Linked DNA regions of Homo sapiens: region 1 is linked to region 2. Evidence: chromatin loops called from intact Hi-C (ENCODE). Cell type or tissue: PC-3. All regions are shown on one strand. Each heading gives the region's core, and the rest is flanking DNA. Links, peaks and the distances in the headings are about the cores only.

Region 1 (5,387 bases), core at 195-5,194, 80 kb after region 2:
AGGGGAACGTTCTCTGGGAGCAAGCTGCAGAAAGTGACTCCAAAAAAAGTGCATTGAGGTGAGATGCGTTGTGTCAAATATTGCCGAGAGGTTGAGGAAGATGAGAACTGGAACTTTATTATCGGATTTGGCAAAGTGAAAGTTACTGATGCCCTTGACAAGAACCATTTCAGTGAGGTGGTGAGGGTGCAGCCTGATTGGAACAAATGGAGGAGAGAATGGGAAGGAAAGAATTATAGATAGCGAATACAGAAAACTTTTGTGAAAAATGGGAACAGAGATACAGGGTAGTAGCTGGAAGGAAGAATATGGAGTTTATGTATGTGTGACCCAGCTGAGAAGAAACAGATGCAGGAGAGGGAATGGGTACTCACAGGAGCAAAGTCCGTGGGTAGGTAAGAAAGGATGGAATCCAGTGCATAGGAGTAGCCACAAAGCCATATCACCTTCCCCCAGTAGAATTTCCAACAGATTCTATTGGAATCTGTTACCAAGGTGCCAAGCTTCCTACTGTTAGAAGTGTACCTTTCGGCTAAGGTATCTCCAGAAGGCCCGCATTTAAATGTAGTCATTTTATACATCTGTGTTGTGTGGGAAATTTTTTTTTAAATAGTCATTTTATTAGGAGAGTTAGAAAGCCAACTTTTTCTAAGCCAGTCTTTGAATCTTTGTACATTTCTCTTACTGACTTGTACTTGGCATTATGCCCTGGTTTACACTGAGAAAAATTACAGCAAAAGAGTTATACAGTGCTCCGTTTTCTATTTATTTCAGGAGTGTTGTTTAGAATGACGATCATGAAATCACTCCAAAAGCACTCTTTACAAAGACCCATTTAAAAATATATCTTAAGTCTCAATGTTAGGAGAAGTTGTGTCCCTTCTATGCAACTAATTTGTTTTACTTTTTGGATACTAATACTTGATCATGTTTCCCTGTTTGGCCACTTCGAAGTTCAGAATACATTTGTGAACCTCATAGTTTATCACAAGAGTTAGGGGAAACTGAAGGTCTTTCTGTCTCTTTCTCTCTCTCCATCTTTTTAGGAAATTACCAAGCTGCTGCCTTTCCATAGGATTTTTTTGGATCGACTAGAAGAGAATGAAGCCATAGACCAGGACCTGCAGGCTTACATCCTGCACCGGATACACAGCAGCTCAGAGATCCAGAATAACATTTCACTTAATGGCAAAATGGACAATACTACATTTGGCAAACTCAGTTCTCATCTCAAGACCCTCAGTCAAGGGTCCTATCTATATCTGAAACTTACATTTGACCTCATAGAGAAAGGCTATCTAGTGTTAAAGAGCTCTAGCTACAAAGTAGTTCCTGTTTCGCTCTCAGAGGTTTATTTACTCCAGTGCAATATGAAGTTCCCAACCCAGTCTTCCTTTGACCGGGTGATGCCTCTCCTGAATGTGGCAGTGGCCTCTCTCCACCCACTGACTGATGAGCATATCTTCCAGGCCATCAATGCTGGGAGCATTGAAGGCACACTAGAATGGGAGGATTTTCAGCAGAGAATGGAGAACCTCTCCATGTTCCTAATCAAGCGCAGAGACATGACTCGTATGTTTGTACATCCTTCTTTTCGAGAATGGCTTATCTGGAGAGAAGAAGGAGAGAAAACCAAATTTCTCTGTGATCCGAGGTAAGACATATATCTGTGATAAACAATTCTGAGTCTGTTTTCTGTTTATTGCATGGAGTGTGAGTATTGAAAGTAGAAGTGTTCTTCATTGAACATTTCACATAGAAGAGACATCATCTGTGTTTCTTCTCAAGGCAAGGCTATAATGAGGTTAACTAATTTATTGTTTTACAATGTTATTTCCTTAAGACTCAACATCTGCATAGATATTTAGAATGCTATCCTACGTTCCTGTGTTCTTCTAAATAATTTTCACTGACCCCACAGGGTTCACAGGCTATAATTAAGTTAACCATTTAATGGACTTCCTCAGTATTATTATTCTGATATGAAGAAAGAATTGATATATTGTAAATCTCTTTGATTTAGGGCAGAATCATTTCAAAGTTTTTATTGCCCTTTTATAAAACCTTATCATTTTTAAAGTTTCCAGTGACTAAATCCATTAAAGTCCAGCCAATGCTAAGCTTTATACTAGAAAATACAATCTTAAACCTCCTAGCTGAAAAAGATTTGAAGAGATCAGCTGGTCTATCCATGCTGCCTTTAGATACGTAAGGTGTCATTATCTCCATTTTGCTATAAAGGCCTTAAGATGCTGGATCAACTTGCACAAAGTCATAAGGTTAATACATGGGAGAAGGGAGGGGCACACACCAGAATAGGGATCACAAGTGCATGATATATCCCACCACTCCCCACCCCACACGCACAACAGGATCACTGATTTACCCCAGCACTCTTTCCCAATGAGCTTGAACCTGACTTGAGAATCTTTCTCAACTCAAACCAGACTAGATATGAAACTGTTTCCCTTTTTATTGCATGAAACCTAGTTCTCTGGCATCCTGGTCGGGGTGTGCTTTTACTCCGTCATACTAACATTTTTAAAGACGTATTCCTTTAATAAAGTTGGTGTTTTCAAAAGCCGGGTACATTACTGACTTCATGGAAACAAAGAAGACACCAACAACATAGCTGGCAAATGCAGAGCTTATTTTGGCTCAAAAAGAAGAGGCCAGATTTGACTATGCCTCACATGTGACTCATCAGAAAGAATAAAACTCTGTGTTCATGCTGGGGTTTTATTGCCCTTCACCGTGTCCTTCACCAGGCCTTATTAGAGACAACTGTACTGTGGGCATGCTGCTCAGCCTACTCCATGCTGATTCATCAGAAAATTAGTTCCAGATTATGATGAAGATATTAAGCCAGGCAATAGACTTTGTAGCATTTTCTCTGAGAGGGAAGCTTTTTTAAAGAAACATGCTGTAGTGGAAAGAACATAAACTCTTGAGTCAAATTACCTGCATATAAATCCTGCCTCTTCTAGGAACTTTGACCTTTGGAAAAAGTTACATAGTGTTTCTAAGACTTAGTTTTCTTATCTACATAAGAGCAATAATAATGCCTTTTTTCTAGAGTTGTTGAGAAGTTAAGTGAGGTCATATAGTATGATGCCTAGAATAGTACAGAGTAAAAGAAACACTTGGGGTATGTTCTTTTTCCTCCCCTCACCCTGCAGTAATAGACCCTTCTGGTGTATCTTAGTTAAATCCTGTGGCTAATCGGATAGCGACAGCCATCTTCTGCTGTTATCATTTTGGAGCACAAGATTTTAAAAAGAAACAATAAAAACAATCCAAGTCCCTTCTGTGAATTGTATGATGTTCCCAAAAGGATTTTACTATAAATCCTACTAGAGCTGTTGTCAATATTTAATACAAAGAACTGGCAACTATGTATATAGGAAAAAGAAACTAATGTAGAATTGCCTAATAAACGCTTTGAGATCAGTTCCCAGAGAAACTTTGCTAGCTGATCTGGGACCTTAGATCCTGGGACATCTCAGAGGATTGAAAGCTGAGGTCCAAGGCAACCAGACTACCACTGAATTAATAGTATCCTTACAACAGATGAAATCCTCAGGGGCTCTCAGAGGAGAAAATACGGCTTTTATACAGCCATATCATGACTATACAGGCTTTGCCTTCTCAACATCGCATTTTAACTAGGAGTTTTGCAGCAACCGACTGATGCACTGGGACAAGAGGAGCAGGTACTTCCAACTTCAAATCCTGTATAATCCGTTCCCTGATGATTGAATAGCATGGCTGCTGAGAGATCATCTTATTTCACTTAATGGCAGAGAGTAAAATTGTAAACAGGACCAGGAGTTATCAAAAAAAGCTTTCTTAGATTTCATTTCAGTTGGAACTCAGCCCCCTCCCCAGCAATGGCTGGCACCAACCTTGTTACTAAAGTACTGAAGTATTGATCTCAGTGCTTAAGGCTCCCTAGGTCAATGAGATGGAAATTCACTAAGAATTTAATGCTATTGGCAAAGCCCAAGCTGGTCTTTCAAAGCAGCTGGCTGCACTTGTTTTCCATTTCAGGCAGGTCTGATTAGCAGGACTCTCTCCAGGCATGGTTTGTCTTTGTGGCCTTCAGCCTCCACTTCTTGCACATTGTTTCTCCTTCTGTTCTCCACTTTCTCTCCTTCTCTCTAAAGCATCTTTCAGTAGATCAAAGAAGACCAATTCAGTGCCTCTGAAATCACACCAGGTAAGCCAGTGCCTGACATGTACATCTCTGTGGTGTAAGGAGAGCTTCCAGAGGCAACACAACATTCTTACCCTTTTTAGTCCATTTTCCTGGGCTTTCAGCACTCAATTGCCAAAAAGTAGTTGATCTTCTCCAGAAATAGGCTACCCAAGGAGGTTGCTTCTGCCTGAGCTGAAAAGAGTCAGTAATCTGAGAATGGTGCTGGAAGCAGGAAATAGCAGAGCCAGAGGTTAATGCTACAGCTGAGATTGAGTTTTCATTATTTTGAATACCAGACTGCTTATTGTCTCAGAATCTGGGCAAGGACTTGACCTACCAGAGAGAATGACCTAACGTTACATAGATGTATCGTTGTCTCATTGTCATAGAAATAAATGAGTAACAAGGTGAGTAGAGTGAGAGAGAGAGAGAGAGAGAGAGAGTATGTGTGTGTGTGTGTGTGTGTGTGTGTGTGTGTATGTGTGTGTGTATCAAACTGTAAGCAGAGTATCACTGAAGAATCTTTTAGATTTGCAGTTTAGGTAAAATATGCCCCTTGAAGCAATCACAAACCTTAGACCATACCACCTCATTCTGCTCTCTGTTTCCCACTGTTCATCACTGTCAGCCTTCTGACATACCCTGAACTTAATCTGTCCTATGTTTTATTCTCTTGGGCACGGAGATATCAGATTAACTCACTAATTTAATAAGCGAATTCCTGCTATTATGCTAATAGTAAAGAGATGGAAAACCTATTTGAGGCAACTTGTGCATTTAAAATAAGACATTTGAGAGAAGTAGTCATCGGCCTTTGTTAGGCAACCTTTTAGTGACTCTCATAGTAGAAATTTAAGGCTGATAGAGTAGACAGTCGGAGCTACCAGCCTTGTGGTGCAGTCCAGTTACTGCTTAATATTTCTATATCGCTTTAGGCTCGCCCTGAATAAATCTCCACTCTGTTCTGTTTCTATTCCTCATTTTCTCAATTTTCATGATATCTAACTTTCCCTTCCATAGGAACGGCTCTCAGATTAATATTTGTGTGTGTGTGTGTGTGTGTGTGTGTGTGTAAGATTTTGCCAGAGATTAAAAGACTACTGCGTTATTATGTGTGTATTTTTGTGGGGTTTGTTTTTATTTTTTTAATACAGTATCTCACTCTGTCACTCAGGCTGGAGTGCAGTGG
Region 2 (5,387 bases), core at 60-5,059:
AATCTAGGGATCCCCAGATGACGCTTTTATTTTATTTTAGGATCACAATGTTTAAAAACAAGTTTTGTTGGCTCTACACCTCCAAAGAGCTCCCAAATCCAACTACTTTTCACCTCCTTCAATACTGCCTCTCACTGAGACTATTGCAGTAGGCGAGCTTAGTGGCTCTCACAGTGTGGTCCTGGGACCAGCAGGAGTGGCATTATCTAGGAAGTTTTCAGAAATGCAGATTCTTTAGCCCCATTCCACACCTACTGAATCAGAAATTCTGAGAATGGGGCTGGCAAGCCGTGTCTTAAACCTTGCAGGTGATTTTGCAGATCACACTTTTAAAACCACTAGTTTAGAGGATGTCATTGTAATTGAAGATAAGCTTTATGCCTCAAGGTCCATCAGTCTATTTACAAAAGTGCAAAAATGCGTAGTTTGAGAGCTGGTTACATGTTATTCATGAACATGATTTAACAATACAGGCATAATTAATTTAACAGGTGCCTTAATAGTAACTGCAGTTGTTTGATGATAATGGTAGTCTTTTGACTGCTGAAGCAGAAGTTGGGATAACATCTCCAAGTGGGATATTAACATCAACATTGCTTCATTAGTTAAAAAGTCCTTTTTTTTTTTCACTCTTCAAGACAGCTGTTTTGAACAACTGTTCTACAAAAATTGATATTTCCAGAAACCCGGCCCAACGGGGGAGAGGTCATGTGAGTCAACTGTCCAAAGCAACTTAACAGATTCCTAGCTGTCAACCATCCAAGAGCTTGAATACTAATGATAAAAGTCATAGAAGATTGTGTACTAGTACAGAGTATATAGCTAGCTAACCTACTACAAGCGCCTTTTCTAGTCCCAAAGCCTAATGTCTTTGATAGATATTAATTTGAATTAATTTAACTAATAAAGTTTTTAACTTAAAATTTTAAAATTAGGCTAGGCATGGTGGCTCACACCTGTAATCCCAGCACTTTGGGAGGCCAAGGTGGAGGGATCACCTGAGGTCAGGAGTTCGAGACCACCCTGGGCAACATGGTAAAACCCCATCTCTACTTTAAAAAAATACAAAAATTAGCCAGGCATGGTGGCGTGGGCCCATAGTCCCAGCTACTCAGGAGGCTGAGACTTAAGAATCACTTGAACCTGGGAGGTGGAGGTTGCAGTGAGCCAAGATCGTGCCACTACACTCCAGCCTGGGCAACAGTCTCAAAAAAATTGTTTTAATTATTTTTGGCTTCATGTTTTTAAATTTAATCACCATTAGGTTAATGTGGAGTTATGCTAAAAATTATCCACCTGAAAATGTCCACTCTTTCTGATCATCTTAATGAAAGCTCTCTCATTCCGCAGAGAAAGATAGAAACTAAGTTTGCTGCCTATTACAAGGAAGGAAGAAATAGTTTATTTTTATGGATAAATGTAATAAATCTTATGATGGATTATATAAAGGGAACCAGGAGGAGTTAAAATATACAAGGCAAATTGTAGCATAGTGACTTTGAATGGTAGCTACGTGGGTTAAATTAACAACAAATTATTAATATTGAGACCCTAACCTGCCTGGTCTTAAGTTACAACCACACTCTTCTACTTGAAGAAATTATATATTGCTAATTAAAACTTCATTTCTCAATATATGGTGGTTTCCTTAGAACTTTTACTAAATCTCATTACATAAAAAGCCATTCAGAGGCTTTGTGTTTAGTTATTAGCTACTTTAATAGACACTAGGTTGGAGGGCATATGTACAAATGATAGTCTGATTCATTGGCAGAATTTATGTGAAATTGGCCCTGCCACAGTTAACTTGGTTTTATCAAAGCAATAAATTTAATTTTTATCAAATCTGTGCTTCACACCATTTATGAGTCCCGTACTGTTCTGAAACAATGAATCCTTTATGATGATGACTAAGATGCATGTCATGAAGCTAAATGCTCTTACATTAGCCTACTGAGTCACACATCCCTGAGGTTGCTTAGTCATCTTGATCATTGCCTGGCTGGCTCTCACATTTACAAGGGAATATTTCCATCAGTCTTTTCTACCTCATTGTTCATTATTTCATCCCTACAAGTAAGATTAAATTTTCTTAAGTAGATTCAAAACCCAAGGATAAGGTTGCATGCACATAACTTCCTATAGTAAATATTATATGGGTAGATTGTAAGTTTTAGTTGTATGAGGTTGTTCCCCTCACCCCCAACCAGCTCTTCTGCAGAGAAGACTGTGAAGTAACATGAACAAAACTCTCATCATGACATCTAACTCTGCAAGATATCTCACTGGAAATACTTTAAAATGCCTTGAGTGCAGTAAAGAAAAATAACACACTCTTAACCTATTTTGATGTTTTGATCTAAATTAAAGAATAAACTTCCCAATTAATCTTATTATTTTCCTCAAAAGTGACTAGGTCTATTAAAGTAACCATAATGCCAATAAATTTACTTAGATAAGACTTTGCAAAAAAATTTTGTAATTCAGTAAAATGATCTAAGTTTTTTAATCTTGTAGTATATAAAAGGTTTGTTGTGAAATAACTTCCCCAGATGCTCATAAAATTACAGAACTAGATGATTTCATTTTAAGGCCACAAACGAAAGGCTATTTCATCAATGAGAGTTCACTTTAAAATGTTTTATCTTAAATTTCAACGAATTAAAATACCCAGTTTTTATATTCCCAAAAATAAATGTTGTATATCACCTTAAAAGCCAACACTCTAAGAGCACAATACTTAAAACAACTGTATTGCCATAGTTATAAATATTTTATCAAATATTTCCTATTTTAAAACCTTTACTGTTTTATGTTTTCTCTACATTTTCAGGTATTAAATGTGAGGAAGCATATAAAAAAGCAGCAACCTTTGGGAGAATTGGGTTTTCCCTTTCTTTTTTTTTTTTTTTTAACTGTTCTCCAAAGATCTTTGTTCTCTTTCTGAAAATTCCACTCAGCAGTGACTGCAGATTTTTCTCAACAAATGTTTTCCCATAAGACCAATGTCAGAAAGCTGAAATTTAATATGGAAGTTATTCAAAGATTCAAAGTAAGATTTTTTTCAGAGTAAAATAAGCCTTCCCCCTTTTTTATCCCCACATTAATAGAAGGCAATGGACTTTTTAAAACACTAAGACAAATGTTAACAGTGAGACACTCTTCAAAAGGTGTAAAAGTGATAGCATACATTTATTGGAGTTCTTACTCTTTGTGGGCACAGTGCTTAGAGCTTTAAACATATTCTTATTTAATCCTCACAACTCTTTAAGTAGTGGTAATAAGGAAACTATGTCATAGACAACTTAATATAAAAAGCAATCGGTAATACAGTAATAGCAGTACATTGGCTTATGGTAGATACTCTGTACTCTGCGGTATTGGAGATGGCAAAGACTGTTGAATATTTCAGCAGGAGCTGTGGTCAGAGAGGATACTTGATTCATTCACCCAAACCAGCTTCGACTCCTCTCTTCCTAAATAGTACTTCAGTTTTCCTCTCACTTGAGCTTTAAATCTTGGAGTCAGCATTGAAGCACCATCTACATTATCTCCTATATGCAGTCAGGACCAGACCCTGAGGGTTCAGCTCTCACAGAGTTTCTCACATTCTTTCCATATTCTCCATTCTCAATATTGCTAATTAGCTTGCCTCCCTCCTCTGGTCTTTCCATCTTCTTCTTTTTTTTTTTTTTTAACTTTTATTTTAGGTTCCGGGGTGCGTGTGAAGGTTCATTACATAAGTAAACTTGTGTCACGGGGGTTTGTTGTACAGATTATTTCGTCACCCCGGTATTAAGCCGAAGACCCATCAGTTATCTTTTCTGCTTCTCTGGTCTTTCTGTCATCTAATCAGTATAATGCCTGGCTGCCAAAGTAATCTTTCTAAAATGCAGCTCAGAATCATGTCATTTCTCTGTCTTAAGTTATCATTGCCAGCATCCTTGTTCAGTTAGTGTGCAGGAATAGAAATTAGCAACATTTAAAAGCAGTTTTGAAGAAAACAAGTTACAGTTTATTACCTTTAAAATTAACTCATTGATACTTAAGAAAAGCTAAAAAAAAAAAATTTAAAGAATAGACACTGCCAGATGGACAATGAAATGGAACATGTAATGGAAAAGAACTAAAGGAACAGAGATAGTAAGATAATGTATAAGAACATGCCAACACAATGCTTAATGAATTTTATTAATTCAGCAAAAAAAAAAACAAAGACTAAAATTATTTCTATGCCAGATGAGTCATCAGTATTTGGCATCAGTATTTTTAGTACTTAAAAAGAGGTAACAGGCCGGGTACAGTGGATCGTGCCTGTATTCCCATCATTTTGGGAGGCTGAGGCAGGAGGATCACTTGAGGCTAGGAATTCGAGACCAGCCTGGGCAACATAGTGAGACCTGTCTTTACAAAAACTTTAAAAATTAGCCATGCACGGTGGTACACGCCTGTAGTCCCAACTACTCAGGAGGATCACTTGAGTCCAAGGCTGCAGCTTCAGTGAGCTATGATTGTGTCACCACACTCCAGCATGGCTGACAGAATGAGGACCTGTCTTAAGGAGAAGGATAAGGAGAAGCAACAGAGTAACAAGGCAATCTATGGAATAGGAGAAAATATTTTCAAACCATGTATCTGATAGGAGTTAATATCCAGAATATATAAGAAACTCCTACAACTCAGTAGCAACAAAACAATGTTTAAAAATGGACAAAGGACTTACATAGACATTTCTTCAAAGAAGACATACAAATAGCCAATAGGTATATGAAAAAATGCTCAATATCACTTATTGTCAGGGAAATGCAAATCAAAACCATAATGAGATAGTACCTCACACCTGTTAACATGGCCATTATTTAAAAAAAAAAGAAAGAATAACAAGTGTTGGTGAGGATGTAGAGAAATTGGAACCCCATACACTGTTGGTGGGAATGTAAAATGGTGCAGTTGCTATGGAAAACAGTATGGAGGTTCATCAGATATTTAAAATAGAACTGCCATATGATCCAGCAATCCCACTTCTGGGTATTTTTCCAAAAGAACTGAAATCAGGGTCTCAGAGATATTTTCACTCCTATGTTTATTGCAGCATTATTCACAATTGCCAAGAGACAGAAACTACCTAAATGTTAAAGGATGAATGGATCAAGAAAATGTGGTCTATATATCAATGGAAAAGAGATCCTGTAATATGCTACAATATGAATGAAACTTGAGAACATTCTGCTAAATGAAGTAAGCCAGTCACAAAAGGACAAATATGACATGATTCCACTTACATGAGGCATCTAAAGTAACCATCAGAATAGAAAGTAGAATAGTGGTTGCCAGGAGCTGGGGGAAAGAGGAAATGGGGAGTTCCTGTTCAATGGGTATAAAGTATC

The links. A loop is a pair of places that touch in the nucleus more often than their neighbours do. Peaks named below come from ENCODE experiments on the same cell type or tissue, not always from the same donor. Only the 100,000 strongest peaks of a DNase experiment are listed, where the experiment ranks them.
Region 1: it touches region 2 in a loop (2.0-fold over the local background); 3 of 110 quality-filtered maps call a loop at or near these places.

Annotation. Positions count from the first base shown.
Region 1 is chr17:63,353,737-63,359,123 of GRCh38, forward strand. TANC2 (tetratricopeptide repeat, ankyrin repeat and coiled-coil containing 2) reads left to right here. Exons shown (of 28, transcript NM_001394998.1): 14 at 1,047-1,654. Among named protein-coding and RNA genes, the nearest start is that of CYB561, 90 kb to the right of the region's middle. In PC-3, for the core only: no CTCF peak of the experiment used is centred there; a DNase peak (open chromatin) is centred at 2,725; H3K27ac peaks cover 763 bases.
Region 2 is chr17:63,273,598-63,278,984 of GRCh38, forward strand. All of the region lies in intron 9 of TANC2 (tetratricopeptide repeat, ankyrin repeat and coiled-coil containing 2), which reads left to right. Among named protein-coding and RNA genes, the nearest start is that of CYB561, 170 kb to the right of the region's middle. In PC-3, for the core only: no CTCF peak of the experiment used is centred there; DNase peaks (open chromatin) are centred at 744 and 1,944; H3K4me3 peaks cover 893 bases; H3K27ac peaks cover 4,230 bases.